Regions from separate parts of the Homo sapiens genome. Here region 1 is linked to region 2. Evidence: read pairs that join two places in POLR2A ChIA-PET (ENCODE). Cell type or tissue: IMR-90. All regions are shown on one strand.

What was found. Peaks named below come from ENCODE experiments on the same cell type or tissue, not always from the same donor. Only the 100,000 strongest peaks of a DNase experiment are listed, where the experiment ranks them.
Region 1: POLR2A ChIA-PET joins it to region 2 with 12 read pairs; 14 of 35 experiments call an interaction of 5 or more read pairs at or near these places.

Annotation. Positions count from the first base shown.
Region 1 is chr5:87,273,408-87,281,407 of GRCh38, reverse strand. All of the region lies in intron 1 of RASA1 (RAS p21 protein activator 1), which reads right to left. Among named protein-coding and RNA genes, the nearest start is that of RASA1, 9.5 kb to the right of the region's middle. In IMR-90, no CTCF peak of the experiment used is centred here; no DNase peak of the experiment used is centred here.
Region 2 is chr5:87,379,189-87,387,188 of GRCh38, reverse strand. RASA1 (RAS p21 protein activator 1) reads right to left here. Exons shown (of 25, transcript NM_002890.3): 19 at 7,339-7,454; 20 at 6,594-6,680; 21 at 3,409-3,476; 22 at 1,800-1,888; 23 at 286-363. It also overlaps a transcript of CCNH not described here. Among named protein-coding and RNA genes, the nearest start is that of CCNH, 30 kb to the left of the region's middle. In IMR-90, no CTCF peak of the experiment used is centred here; a DNase peak (open chromatin) is centred at 3,768; H3K27ac peaks cover 356 bases.

The DNA.
Region 1 (8,000 bases), 110 kb after region 2:
TGGCACTCGGGAAGCTGAGGCAGGATAATCACTTGAACTCAGGAGGCGGAGATTGCAGTAAGACGAGATTGCAGTGAGACGAGATTGCAGTGAGACGAGATCACGCCATTGCACTTCAGCCTGGGCAACAAGAGCGAAACTCCGTCTCAAAAAAAAAAAAAAAAGTGTTGGCAAGGATGCAGAGAAATTCTAACCCTTGTGCATTGCTGCTGGGACTATAAAATGGTGTGGTCACTGTGGAAAACAGTATGATGATTCCTTAAAAAATTAAAAACAGAATTACCATATGATTCAGCAATTCCATGCCTGGGTATATACCCAAAATGAAAGCAGGCACTGGAACAGATATTTATATACCATGTGCACACTGGGAACCATAGCCAAAAGATGCAAGCAACCCAAATGTTCAGTGGATAACTGGGTAAACAAAAGGTGATATATACATGCAATGGAACATTATTCAGCCTCAAAAAAAAAAAAAGAAATTAGCCAGGCGTGGTGGCAGGCGCCGGTAGTCCAGCTACTCGGGATGCTGAGGCAGGAGAATGGCATGAACTGGGGAGGTGGACTTTGCAGTCAGCCGAGATCGGACCACCATACTCCAGCCTGGGCGACAGAGTGAGACTCTGTCTCAAAAAAAAAGAAAGAAAGAAAATTCTGACACATGTTACAATATGGGTTGAACCTCTTGAAACTCAACAATTTAAAAAAATCCAATTTGAAAATGGGCCAAAGACACAGACATTTCACCAAAGAAGGTATACAGATGGAAAAAGCACATGAAAAGATTTTTCAAGCTGGGCGAGGTGGCTCACGCTTGTAATCCCAGCATTTTGGGAGGCTGAGGCAGGTGGATCACTTGAGGTCAGGAGTTCAGGACCGGCCTGGCCAACATGGTGAAACCCTGTCTCTACTAAAAATACAAGAATTAGCCAGGCGTGGTGGCAGGTGCCTGTAATTCTAGCTACTTGGGAGGCTGAGGCAGGAAAATCGCTTGAACCTGGAAGGTGGAAGTTGTAATGAGCCATTATTGTGCCACTGCATTCCAGCCTAGGCAACAGAGCAAGACACTGTCAAAAAAAAAAAGAAAGAAAGAAAAAGATTTTCCAACATCATTACTGTGATGGTTAATATTAGGTGTCAGCTTGACTGGACTGAGGGATGCCTTGATGGCTGGTGAAGCATTGTTTCTGGGTGTGTCTGTGAGGGTGTTTACAGAAGAGACTGGCATGTGAGTCAGTGAATGAGGAGAGTAAGACCCACTCTGGGTGGGCACCATCCAATGCAGTCGGCTGCCAGAACAAAGCAGGCAGTAAGAGAAACAGAGCCAGCGTGCTGAGTTCCCCATCCCCTTCTAGTGAGGGATATTTTGCTTTTGCCCTCAGGCATCAAACTCCAGGTTCTTTGGTCTCTGGACTCCAGGACTCAGGCTAGCAGCCTCCCTGGGGGTCTCAGGCCTTTGGCCTCAGACTGTCAGCTTTCCTGGCTTTGAGGCTTTCCAACTTGGATGTGGTACCAGCTTTTTTCATTGGCTAGCTTGCAGATGACCTATTGTGGGATTTTGACTTTGTAATGGCATGAGCCAATTCTCCCTAATAAACTCCCTTTTATATATGCATGTATCTTATTGATTCTCTCTGGAGAACCCTGACTAATATAATTAGACATTAGAAAAATGTTAATCAAAATCACAATGAGATATCAGTAAAAACAGAAAGGCTAAAATAAAAAATGATATCATCAAATGCTGGTTAAGACACAGAGAAACCGGATCTTTCACACATTGCTGGTGAGAATGTAAAAATATATAGCCATTATAGAAAATGCTGGCAATTTCTTATAAAAGTGAACATGCAACTATCATACAATCCAGTAATTGTACTCTCGGGGACTTAACTGACAGAAATGAAAACTTATGTTCACACAAAAACATATATACAAATGTTTATAGCAGCTTTTTTTTATAATACCCAAAACTAGAAATGACCCAAATGTTCCCCAATGGCTGAACGGTTAAACAAACTGTGGCACATCTACACCATGGACTACTATTCAGCAATGAAAAAAGGGCAAAATATTGATACTTCAACTTACACGAACTTGACAAATTATGCTGAGTGACAAATGCCAATCCCAAAAGGTTACATACTATTTGATTCCATTTTGAGGCAGGTTATCATTCTGTCACCCAGGCTGGAGTGCAATGGCACAATCATAACTCACTGCAGCCTCAACCTCATAGGCTCAGGTGATCCTCCCACCTCAGCCTCCTGAATAGCTGGGACTATGGTGTGCAACACCACGAACAGCTAATTTTTGTTTTTTTTGTAGAGACAAGGTTTCGCCATGTTGCCCAGGCTGGTCTTGAACTCCTGGGCTCAAGCGATCCAACTGCCTCAGCCTCACAAAGTGCTGAGATTACAGGAATGAGCCATTGCACCCAGCCCGCATAATCTTCTTTAAATGACCACAGGAAAAAAAAAAAAAAAAAAAAAAAAGAACAAATTAGCAGTTACCAGGGAATAAGGAAAGAGGAAGGAGACACTCTGGTTATAAAACACAGCATGAGAGATTCTAGTGGTGAAGAAACTCTTCTGTATCTCTAGTATGGTAATGATTATACAAATTTACATGTTACAATACTGCATAGAACTAAATACTAAATATATCACACACACATACATGCACACACACAAATGAATATATGTAAAACTGGTGAAATGTGAACAAAATAGGTGGATTACAGCGATGTCAATGTCCTGGTTTTGATACTGCACTATAGTTATGCAAGATGTTACCACTGAGGTAAAATGGATGAACAAGTACATCTCTAACTTATTACTTTTTCTTTTCTTTTTTTTTGAGACAGAGTCTCGCTCTGTCGCCCAGGCTGGAGTGCAGTGGCATGATCTCGGCTCACTGCAAACTCTGCCTCCCAGGTTCACGCCATTCTCCTGTCTCAGCCTCCCGAGTAGCAGGCACCCACCACCACGCCCAGCTAATTTTTTTTTTTTTTTGTATTTTTAGTAGAGACGGGGTTTCACCGTGTTAGCCAGGATGGTCTCGATCTCCTGACCCTGTGATCCACCCACCTCGGCCTCCCAAAGTGCTGGGATTACAGGAGTGAGCCACTGCGCCCGGCCCATCTGTCTTATTTCTTAAAACTGCATATGAATCTACAATTACCTCAAAATAAAAAGATTTAAAAATTAGAGAAATGAATCAACATTTAGATAGAAAAGAATATAGGTGAGATACGGTCTATCGTTACACAAGTGTCTAATATGAACCCAGTTTAGCAAGTTATTCCTACAAAAAACACTTAAAAGAGGTGAGGGAGATCTCTAAGTCTTTCCCTTAGCTTGAGACAGATGTATTAGCGAAATTTTTAAAGTAAAATGTTACAACAATGAACACACATTGAATACAGAAAATTTGCTGGAGTAACAGCTTATCCATAGGATATTCCATGGCTACCATGGTCATGTGTAGGATCTTTCCACACTATAATAATCAGACATGCATTTAAATATGCTTTCCATCTTTCAACAGAGGTACAATCAAAAAAGATAAAGGTCACTGACTAACAAAGAAAGAGGTAAAGTAAGGCAAGATTTTCTCTCCCACAGTGAAAGAAATTAAAAGAATGAGGACCTTATTTCTCAAGCAGCAGACATGCATTTAATCTGTTCCAAAATAATCCAAATCCATTTTTAAAGATGTAGAGTTACCCATGTATTAGTCAGTTTGGGCTGCTATGACGAAATACCAGAGTCTGGGTGGCTTAAACAACAGAAATTATTTTTTCACAGTTCTGCATGCTGGAAATTGAACTATCAAAGTGCTGGCAAGCTTGGTTTCTGGTCAGGCCTCTCTCCTTAGCTGACAAATGAAGGCCTCCTCACCATGTCCTCACATGACCTTTTCTTGATGCACTCATACTCCTGGTACCTCTTCTTATAAAGGTACCCGTCCTATAGGATTCACCAGCCACCCTTATGACCTCATTTAACCTTAATTACCTCTTTTAAAGGCTGTATCTCCAAATTCAGTTACATTGGTGGTTAAGGCTTCAACCTATGACTATGGGGGACAGGGGGGAACTATTAAGTCCAAAATGCCAGTTACTGCCAGCCCTGAAGTACGTTAAGTTTTATCTGGGTGCATATATGTGTGTACATTCTACGTAATGGAAAGGGGCAAGACAAAATAAAAAGCATAGTATTTACATTAAAATTCCAGCTCTATCACTCAGTTTCCTCAACAATGAGGATGATGCCCATTCTCACTATATCATTGTAAGAATTAAATAAGATAATCTATATAAAGTACCTGACATCTAGCAAATGATTAGCAAATACTGAGCCTTTGCTTCTAGTCCTCTCTAAAATTTAAAAAAAAATGAATTATAAATATTACTCAAATCTAAATATATGTGAAACAGTATGAGAATCGGATTCTGTCCCAGTTCTACCACTACCTAGTTATATGAACTTAGCTAGGGTGTAGGGTGGAGTGAAGCAAGTCACTCTACCTAAGGCTACTTCTGTATCTAAGCAGAGAAGCTTCCCTCTGTAACTAAAACTCTATGTTACACATAACAACTTGACTACAATTTGAAACACAAATGTTACAAAAGTTAATCACACTTTCTCACTGTAATAATCCTAAATGAATGATACTGAAATTTCCTTCAAGAGAATTATGGTATGAAATTTCAGTATCATTCTTTCATTTACTTTCATTCTTTCACTCTTTGGCAACTATCCTCTGAATTTGAAAAATTTACCTGCACAACGTATCTGTAGACTACTTTTATCATCTTATTTCCCTACCAGTAATGCCTCATCTTCCAACTAGACTGTAGAATTGTATATTTCTTTTTGTCCCCCATACTGTTCATTATTTTACTCACTAAATCACATAACCACTAAAACACCTAAAATCATCATACCCTAAATCCTGTAGAGATGTGACAAGACATACATAGTTATCAATAAGTTGTATCTAATAACAACAATTTTTAACGCAGCACAAAACTGAAATGTACTGCCAGTGATTTCAAGGTAACACAGAAATACCTGCATATTCAAACAATAAACAACATCCGTATTCAGTATTTTTGGTTTAAAATTAAGGTAATGGTAGCCAAAAAGCAACATCTATTGTGGAGAAATTTGACTCATTTAACAAAAGACAACTTAGCTTGCTGGGCCTGAAGGAAGAACTCATAAGTATTTGTCCTATCTCCCAGCCTGTCCCTCACTACTAGTATTCTATTATCTCGTATTACATGAAAATAAGTAATACACATGGTACTGTTACTTTGATGCCCTGAGGAAAGCTCAACTTGCTGTATTCATGCCATTTTATAGTCCCCTCCCATATTTAATGCACACTGGGTTATGTGACCAGCACTCACCATTGGAACATTAGCAAGGATGAGGAACACAGAAGCTTGATAAATACCGGCACACTAGGGCTTGGAAAGGTCTTTCACGGAACTGCCATAGCTGCCATGCTATGAAGAAGGCCAAGCTGGCTGGGCACAGTGGCTCATGCCTGTAATCGCAGCACTTTGGGAGGCCAAGGTGGCAGATCACGAGGTCAGGAGTTCGAGACCAGCCTGGCCAACATGGTGAAACCCCATCTCCATGAAAAATACAAAAATTAGCTGGACGTGGTGGCACGCACCTGTAATGCCAGCTACTTGGGAGGCTGAGACAGGAGAAATGCTTGAACCCGGAAGGCGGAGGTTGCAGTGAGCCATACCACTGCACTCCAGCCTGGGCGACAGGGCAAGACTCCATCTCAGGGGGGAAAAAAAAAAAGAAGGCCAACCTTCTTCAAGTGGAGAGACGACATGGGTAGGAAGAGAGAGGGAAATGCCCAGCCATCTACCAGCTGCTCCAGCCATCCCAGTTGAGGCACTAGATTTATGAGTTAAGAAGCCACAGTGGACATTATAGCCAACAGATCACATGTGGAGAAGTCACCATAAAGCCATACACAAATTTTAGAATCAAGGGCAAATACACAATTGTTTTAGCCACTATGTTTTGGAGTGCTTTATTATGCAGCAATAGATAACCAAAACAATACAAATAAACCAATTAGAACTGTTCCTGTTTGGCAGTAAGCAACAACAACAAAAAATGTCAGTGGTAACCATTGTTATAGTTAATAATCACTATAAAAAATCTTCTTCCCAAAAGGTACTTTTCTGGGTATTTAAGTGTTCTTAAAGGGACTCTGTTCATTTCACCAATGGCCAGTAAAGAGAGAGAAGTAAAGCAACCAGAAAGTCTACTCTTCGTTTTTCCTTTTCCCTTCCTAATTTATGGCTGTCCTTTTTAGCTTTGCCAGTAATGTTTGCCTGTTTTCCCCAGAGTGGCTAATCAATGATCCATACCGATTCTAGCATTCAACTGTGCTCTGTACCTCAGTCACTACAGACATCACCGTCAACTTCCCTCCAGACCACAGGTAACTAAAAGTTCTGTAGACCAGACTCTTCACTAAGGGTGAAAAGTTTAAACTCATCTAATTCATAATTATGTTTTCCTGATAGAATCATTAAGCGAAGAGCATCAGAACCAATAACCTCTTGCTCAGAAAATAAATTAAGTAGCAGGAAAAACATACCTGCTATTTTTCCTCAAAGAATTTACTGATCCTAATTACACAAATTTCTTTTTCTTTTAACCCTCATGACCTTTGCTCATACTTCACTCGTGATATTTATCTTAACCTAGCCTGAATCACAGTAATTGGTTTACTTAATTTCCTACTAGATCTAATACTCCCTTTTCTCCCATTGAGAAAAGGGGCATTTTACTCTTGCAACCCTTGAAGCACCTACTATATTTCTCTGCTACTTATACAAATACAGTAAAAAATATGAGTTCTGGTCATCAATCATTGTCCGTAACTAATCTTAGCAAGTCTCACCCCCATTTTTATTAAGAAACAATGGCTCACCCATATGTATAATGCAATCAGTGACAAAGTTAATGAATGCTACATGTTCTAACATTAACCTTCACCAATTATTTGACTTAATAAGAATGATTTTATTTTTGTAGAGACAGTAAAATGATTTTTTTAAAAAAGAAAGGTACTATTTACATTCCTTATTTTCTTTTCCTTAAAGTTTCAGACTTGAGAAGTCTGAATATTAGGTTCAGCATAAGATCCAGGCCAGATGCCAGGCAAATACTGCAATAGCAAAGGCAAAGCAGACCTGGTGGAGACTGCAAATGGAGACCTCAGTACCCACCTAAAAGGGTCAACCGCTACTCAGCTCTGGCAATCTAGTCTCAAGCAGGAATGGCCACCAGGTATAGCCAAGTCCTGTGGGTTTTCTAGAGATGCTAGAAGTTGAGACTTCTTAAATATGAAATCTTCCTATTGGCCGCGAGGTGGCTCACGCCTGTAATCCCAGCACTTTGGGAGGCCAAGGCAGGCGGATCACCTGAGGTTAGGAGTTCGAGACCAGCCTGGCCAACAGAGTGAAACCCCGTCTCTACTAAAAATACAAAAATTAGCCAGGCATGGTGGTGTGTACCTGTAACCCCGGCTACTGGGGAGGCAGAGGCAGGAGAATCACCTGAATCCGGGAGGCGGAGGTTGCAGTGAGCCAAGATCACACTACTGCACACCACCCTGGGTAACAGAGCAAGACTCCATCTCAAAAAAAAAAAAAAAGAAAAAGAAAAAGAAAAGAAATCTCTATTCTTAAATGGTGACAATTATCAAATATTCCAAATACTCTAAGGGCAAGCAGTATATATCTGTGGGTTGGATTCTCACCAATGGCCACTTGCTACTGCAGACTCACAGTTAAAAATCTCTACATATAACTGATGGTGCACTACACAAACAATATACCTTTACCACCACTGCCCCTCACCCTGCAGAAGAAAAAAAATGAGAACCATGAAAAGAAACTCCAAAAAATTATGGAGTACTAGTGACAAACTTCTTTAATTTAACCTTTT
Region 2 (8,000 bases):
GCTTTAAAAGGATATGAAAAGCAAGACAGACCCTAAAAAATGATGGAAGTAGTCTAAAAGCCACAATAATGTATGCTTTGGTGTAAACTATTTAGTGTAAGAATAAATGGTTTTAATTACAAACAAAAATATGTTTTTTGTTTAGGAAGGCAGACAAAAATTTGCAGGCTTTTTGTCTTTTTAGTTTTGGATAGAAAATCTTTCTAAAGATTGCTGCTTAAATGGGTTAACTCAGCTATATCAACTAGAAGTCTTAAAAAAAGTACCTGAAAACTATATACATACCCCAAGTTCATCTAAAAACATGATCATACGATGTTTGTTGCTTTTGATGAATGGATTGACACCTTCCATGTAGGGCTCCTGAAAAATAAAATGCTTCTGTTATATGCACCAGAAACAAACCACTGTTTGATCTATTAGGTTGGTGCAAAAGTAATTACAGTTAACAGCAAAAACTGCAATTACTATTGCACCAAATTAATATAGCAAAACCCATACATGTAGCAATACTTCTTATAAATTAGGTGTAGCAGCAGCAACACATTCACAAGAATTAATTAAATCATATAATGACAGTATTTTCCTTCTAGTATATAAGCAAATGGCTATACTGAGGAGTATGGGTATTTTTAATGAAAGAAAATTCTGGACCCAAGCACAAATCGTAACACATAGCCTGGCAGACACAAATTGTTTATATATAAATTCACTCAAACATGGCCCCAAATCATAGGTTTGAATCCAGCAGAGATTACAGGGAATTAAAATACAATATAATAAAGACTGCAATAGGAAAATATCTTATTTGTAACCTGCCTCAAAGATTCAGATGAATTCAAAACCTAGGCCATACACGTAGTTAACTGCTCATCGTACTAAAATCCTGACTACTTAAAACCATGCTATAAATAGGGAAAATGTTAAGATTAACACACTCTTTTAAAATCAGTAAGAAACTCAATGAGATAAGGACCTCAATAGGCAATTCCAAAGATAAAGACATGAAAGTCTCTCTAACAGTAATAAAATAATGAAACACAAAATATTATGCCTATCCAATTGGCAAAAAAGAAAAAAGTATAGTACCCAATGAGTTCTGGCAAGGCTGTGAGGAGCAATAAAAGTATCTTAAATTGCTGACAGGAAATCTTGTAACACATAGCAAAAGCCTAAAACGTATTTACTTAGTGATTTTACTCCAAAGTTCAGCTAATAATTGAGTAAGTATGAAAGGAAATGTATGCAAGAATATATGTTACAACAATAACAGGGACAAATGGAAGCCATCTAAATATCCATTATTAAGAATAGTGAAAGAGTTATCTATTTCCACATATGGCAAGAAGTCTGTCACGTATTAGGTGACAAAAGCAGGAGGCATGATATGATCCCAACTGAATATCAGTCATTATCCTTAGATAGTACAATTAAGTGTAGGTGTTTAAAAAAATAAAATCTTGAGTTTTAACATTTACAGTGAATGTTTGTGAAATAAATTTTTAAATGACTTTTTGTATTAAAATGTACTCATTGATTATGTTTAAAAGTGGGAGAATTTGAGTACACTGGACCTTGAAAAATTCGTTTTCTATAATGGCTAAATTTGTGTTTTTTAAAGTTCCACTATTAAAATGTAAAATTTAAACAAGCTACTTTAAAAACAAACATACCAACAAAAATAATCTTTCATCGCTAAAAATTTCACTGCTAAAAATTTACTTAAGCCACAATTTATGGTTTTATCATGTCAAACTTGCATTCATAAATTACATTTTAAAGTATCAAAATGTTTTTACCTTAGCTCCAAATTCCACAAGATTTGCTAAGTTCTGCACAGATTTAGCCACTAATATCAGTGTTCTTGCAGCAATAGGAGATGGAGAATCTGTAACAGAATTGGGCACAGCTAATGACACCAAGTCCAACAGCACTTCCAGCTAAACCATTATAAATTTAGCACTTTAATATTTCTTTACTGTTAAACTACTACCCATTCTTCCATTCGGAACTCAGAATGTTTTTGGAAAAATGTTTTTTGAAAAATTTATGATCCATAAAATTCAAAAGAACTTGAATTAAAAGAGAAAAAGTGAATATGCTTATCAGTGCTTCTAGGCTTGCGAAAAGGGTACTACAAAACTCAGCAGTTTCCAACGGTTGATACTATTTCAAAGGACCTCAAAGCTTTACCTTTATCACTAAAAAAGATTGTCACTCCTCACATCTTTTATGACAGTTCACAAAGCTAATTTCAACCTACTCAGGTTAGCAATCTGAGCAATTCCCTGCTCCCAACATTATTTGCAGTCCAAATAATTCGCTTAAAGCTCAAGAAGCAAGATAAAGTCTAGGACCTCTGCTTTATTTTGAGGAGAAAAACATGAAATTTAATAAACTTTTAAAATATTTTAAAGGTAAGTCAGGAAGCACTTCCCTGTGGAACACAGATAGTAGGATGTAAATGAAAAGTATTGGTGTCTATTAAATATAAGCTCTGGAACTTAATTATTTAACAGTAAAATCCCATAAATAATCTACCTGACTGCCTAGTTTTAGATGGTGTTGTCTGAGGCGAACATCCAGATAAATCTCTCCAAAAGAATTTCAAACCCTTAATATTAATAATTTATAGATTTAACCACTTTAGTAGCAATAAAAGATAATTACAGAGATGTGATGGCTATATAGAAGTAAAAATTAAGACATTCCAAAACATTTTTAGTACAATTTTGAGCTTCAGATTATTAAGGTAAAAATGGTTCCAGTTCCTACTGTTTATAATGGTTCATTATTACATTCAAAGTCACAAATATCCCTGTTATCCTTTCTTTGAAAGAAGCTTTTAACACCTGAAAGTCATCTCAAAATGGATATATGGGTAATAAAACTGGATCAGGTTTACTGAAGTTTAAAATGGCCAATTTACACTATATAACTGGTGACTTTAAAAATCTCTAACGGGAGGAACCAGGACTGCTTTCTTCATAAGTACTCACAGAATACTATTCCAACTGTACATATCATTTAATTTGATCTTGAAGATCTAGCTGGCAGCAGTCTAGCAATGGGCTAAGCAAAGCTCTTCCCAACTTGAAAAAGCCAAGCTGCAGACTACAAGAAGTCACTTATTATAAAGGTTTGAGACACAAATAGGGGTAGAAAAAAGGTGGAATGTGTGTAATCATGCCATCTCAGACCAGATATGAGATGGAAGAAAAGAAACAAAAAGAAAAAAGCCCAAGAAGCACAAGCACAAGGAAGGAAGGGTGCTTTGGAATACTTCATATATGCCATGACTAGAATTGGATGATCAAAAAAAAAAAAAAGATTTAAGAGTATTCTTAAATAGTATGAAACTGTTAATTCTAATATTTTGAATTTCAAAATGTATCAAAAGCTGATTACCTGAGATGATATTGAACATCCGTGGATTCAGGATGGCAGGACAGATGAGTCGAAGAAAAACAAAACCACTGAATGGGAGGGAAATTTTTTTTTTTTTTTTTTAGAAAACACCTATATAATGTGTTACATTAAAACAATATATATAAACAGAATTTTTAGTACTCATAGAACCCATAAAATTCACTCTAAACCAATAAAAGAAAGCCCAGACACAGAAAGCTTTAAGAAAACAGTAAGCCAAAGCATCGTATTTTAAGAATATATATATCTGCTTCTTGAATGTATTACTCACTTTTCCCAATTTAGAATGTGGATTAACTTTGGGAAAATGTTGTTTATCTGTAGTATTTACTGTCTTGCTTACTATTTATTATTCCAGGCTAGTGGTCATTTGATACTTAGAGAAAGTAGTATCCTCAGGAATCTTAAGAATTTCTGAAATACCACAGGAGTAGAAATAAACTTTTTATATAAGCATAGTTCTGTACAATTTTAGAACTTCACACACCCTCATTTCTTAATTTATTTAAACAGAACAGCCTAAGTTGGTTGCATTGATTTTGTTGATGATTCACATAAAAATAAGAATCCATTGCACTAGAGAAAAAGTGACTTATTGATCAATGAAAATGTCTATAATAGAACACTGGAAAGGTTTTCTTTTTTCCTTTTTTCTTTGTTTTCTTTGAGATAGGGTTTTGTTCTGTCACCCAGGCTGGAGTGCAGTGGCCCACAATCACAGCTCACTGCAACCTTGAACCCCTGGGATCAAACAATTCTCTTGCCTCAGGCTTAGAGTAGTTAGGACTACAGGTGCACATCACCATACCTGGCAATTTTTTTTTTTTTTTAATTATTTTTGTAGAAAGCAGAGTCTCGCTACGGTGCCCAGGACAATTTCAAATTCCTGGCCTCAAGCAATCCTCCTGTCTTGGTCTAAACATGTTGAGATTACAGGCTTGAGCCACCATGCCCAGCCTGAAAAACTTTTAAGACAAGACATTAGGAATTCTAAAGTTTTAAAAAGTTGTCAAATTATAAAACAATAGCAAAAGCAAAAATTATACTAACAGCTGTCATATATGATTTTATCTGCTAATTTTACTTTGGGACAATGTCAGTGTTAAAAGCTTGCATAGATACTCCTATTCTGCCTCCTTTAGTCACTGGTAGGGAGGATATGTTGTCATGTAGATAATTTCTAATTTCCTTTTAAGAAGAATCCACACTAATAATTAACCTCTTACTTGCCCCATGTAAAGACAAGCATTATTCCTAAAATAATGAATTATGCAATTCCTTCTACAGATTGATAGACATAATCCATGTAAAGACAAGCATTATTCCCAAAATAATGAGTTACGCAATTCCTTCTATAGATTAATAGATACAATCTCTGTTCTCTGTTAGAGTGGATTACCCAATTTCTTAGCATTTACCTTTGAACATGTACCTGTTTGCTAATTTTTGGACTCTTAGAAAGTAAAGATGTTACTTCTCAAACAGCATTTATAGAAATTCTAATATATTGGCTGGGCATGGTGGCTCATGCCTGTAATCCAACACTTTGGGAGGCCGAGGTGGGTGTACCACCTGAGGCCAGGAGTTCAAGACCAGCCTGGCCAACATGGTCTAACCCCATCTCTACTAAAAATACAAAAATAGCCAGGTATGGTGGTGCATGCCTGTAATCCAGCTACTTGGGTGGATGAAGCACAAGAATCTCACTTGAACCTGGGAGGCGGGGGTTGCAGTAAGCCGAAATCACACCACTGCACTCCAGCATGGGCAACAGAGCAAGACCCTGTCTCAAAAAAATAACAATTAAGTCTTTAATTTTGGACTTCCCAAATTTAAAGAATCTTGTAAACTTTACTTGAAAATATTGTGATAATTATACATAGTAGGTCTATGAGCCTGAAACCTAACCTTGGCAAAAATGCCCTAAAACACCCTCTTGCACGAAACAGTTTACAATTTCCTGCTGTGTTTGCTTAACAGTTATACTTGTTTGAAACTTACAAATTTATAGAACAGTTTTAATTTACATCTCACACGTAACTGTGCTGGAATATTATGCTTGTAATTCTTTTCTATTCCTCCCAATCACCACTAATGCCAAGAAAAACAGAATCTGTAGTTCTTAAATATTATGTCATATCATAACCAAGAGAAATATTACCTGCCCCCCAAAAAAAGAAATAGAAGCCCCTTGACAAAATTTAGGTTGGAGGCAGGATTAACACATTTTCAAAACAAACTGTGTAATAATGGTGTTAATGGTTGCCTAATTATTTTACATATAGCATGACATGACAGTGTATATTCTAAATAACAAATTATATTATTAGAAAACTGCTGTATTCCATGACGCTTTCGCATTAAACTTCCATTTGCCTGGAATTAGTTGGGGTATTAGTTGGAGTATGCTTAACAAAAGCAAAAGCCTACAATAAGACTCAAGGATATCAGATTGGGTCTTAGAAAGTTACCTTTAGTTCTGCCTTAGCCACCAGCTTTCTATAAAACCTTAGTTCAACTTAACCTCTCCAGACAGATCTGCTTCTTCATTGGAAAAATAAGTTAGAATAATGATAATGAAGTAACCTTACGTAAGCTCCCAAATTCCATGATTTGCCAAAGCAGTTCTTCCTATAGAATAATGATAATGAAGTCCCTTTATATAAGCTCCCAAATTCCATGATTTGCCAAAGCAGTTCTTCCTAATTATGGTACAATGAGCAGACTGAAACACAGCTTCAGAACTACATGTTCTGGTTCTGATTAGCTCAGAGTCACAGATTGTAACAAACCAATTAATATCTAAATCGGTCAATTACTGCCCTTCTCTCTCACTGCCAATCAATGTGTGTGTATGTATGAAGAATACTATATGAAGTTAGCTACAGATTTTGTTATATAACTTTTAGCCTCATCTTGTAAGGGTTTAAAAATCCCCAATACTTGACTATAAATGAATGTTCATGTTTTTAGAAAATGCAAACGGCAGCTAAATCTCACAGTAACTTTCAGTTTAGGAGCCATCTGGACTTAGAAAATATGCAACAGGGCTTTGACATAAAAGCCAAAGAAAAAAGCATTGAATTGTATATTGTTATTCCTCAATTTTTCACAATTATCCACCTATTAGTATGTGATTTAACAAATCAATTGATGAGCCTTACCTAACAACTCTTGTTCTCATGGTGGTATTTGTAGGCCACTTATGCTGAACAGATTTCTGTAAACACCCATAAATATATCTCAATGTCCTGCCAAAATAACACAATCATCTCAACACAGAAAGCAAGTGAAAACACTGATCTCCTAGCAGCCAAAAGCTTAATTTACCCAAATATACCACAGTTCAATAAAACTGGCCTTTTACCCAAAAAAGTATTTTGCCACAGGTAATGAGGCATTTAGCAAGGGGTAAGGAAAACTTTATCCACTAAGTTTATCATCAATTTATTCAGTCAACTTCCTGACATTTACTTTCAGATATAGAGAACCAACCAGCTGCAAATTCTGGGGAGCAAGATTTAGACTTAAGTTAACTTCTACCTGAACAAGTGAGTTCACTAATACTGGAGGCCGACAAGCATATTAACAGAGTGATTAGTCTATCAAGTATAGACTAAATGGATAGACAAGATATCTTTTACAATCTCAAATCTGAAACTATAAACCTCTATTCACTCCCCAAGCTACTACAGTACAAACCAGACATATTGGCTTGTACGAAAATAATGGGTGGTTTTATTAAGACAGCTATTTTCTTTAAATACAATTCATCTCATAAAGATTAACCATGACTTTTTCAGAGTATAATAATATTAGGACAACAGAAAAGCTTTCACGTTTTAGAAATAGAAATTTCTGAAGACATAGATACACAATTTCTTGTCAAATGAAAATTTCACCACTTACGGTGGAAGTATTTCTGAAGCCATGAATATTTTCTCCACAAGCTCTGAAAGTATGTTCAATAGGTGTGTTAAATTAGTGTTCACATCTTCATTTTTTTCTAACTTTGATGGACTTAACTAAAAGAAGGAATAAATCAATATAAATGCATGTTGGCAATGACAAATGCAAATGAATAGAGGAAAACAAGTAGTTATAGTTTTCGAGGTTGTCTATTTTTCGGTATCTCTGTGTGTATTGATCTTTTTTCTTTGTATAATGGGAGTTTTTAAGTAGTTTTCTCTATGGAACTCCTCCTGGTAGGTCTGTTACCATTTATTCCCAATTAGCCAACTGAAAAGCAAACAGTGCTTAGTCAATTCTATTTATTTGAGGGGAAAAAAAGCTGATTAAAAGCTTTTCTGAATGAGGCTTATTTAATGGCTAATAAAAATATCAAATGCCTTAGGCAGAATCACAAACCTTTCTCAGAACTTTTCCTGTAACCCTTCTGATCTAGTGTCAGCAGAGTACATTTATCTATGGAAGTCGGAATTCCGTAGCCTATCTCTAAAGTCCAGAGACTCCCTACCTACCTGCTGCACTTCTGTGTCATCCTTATGTTAGGCCAACTATGGCATTACCCCACATTTCCAACATTAAATCACTAATTTCTTCCCTTCAAG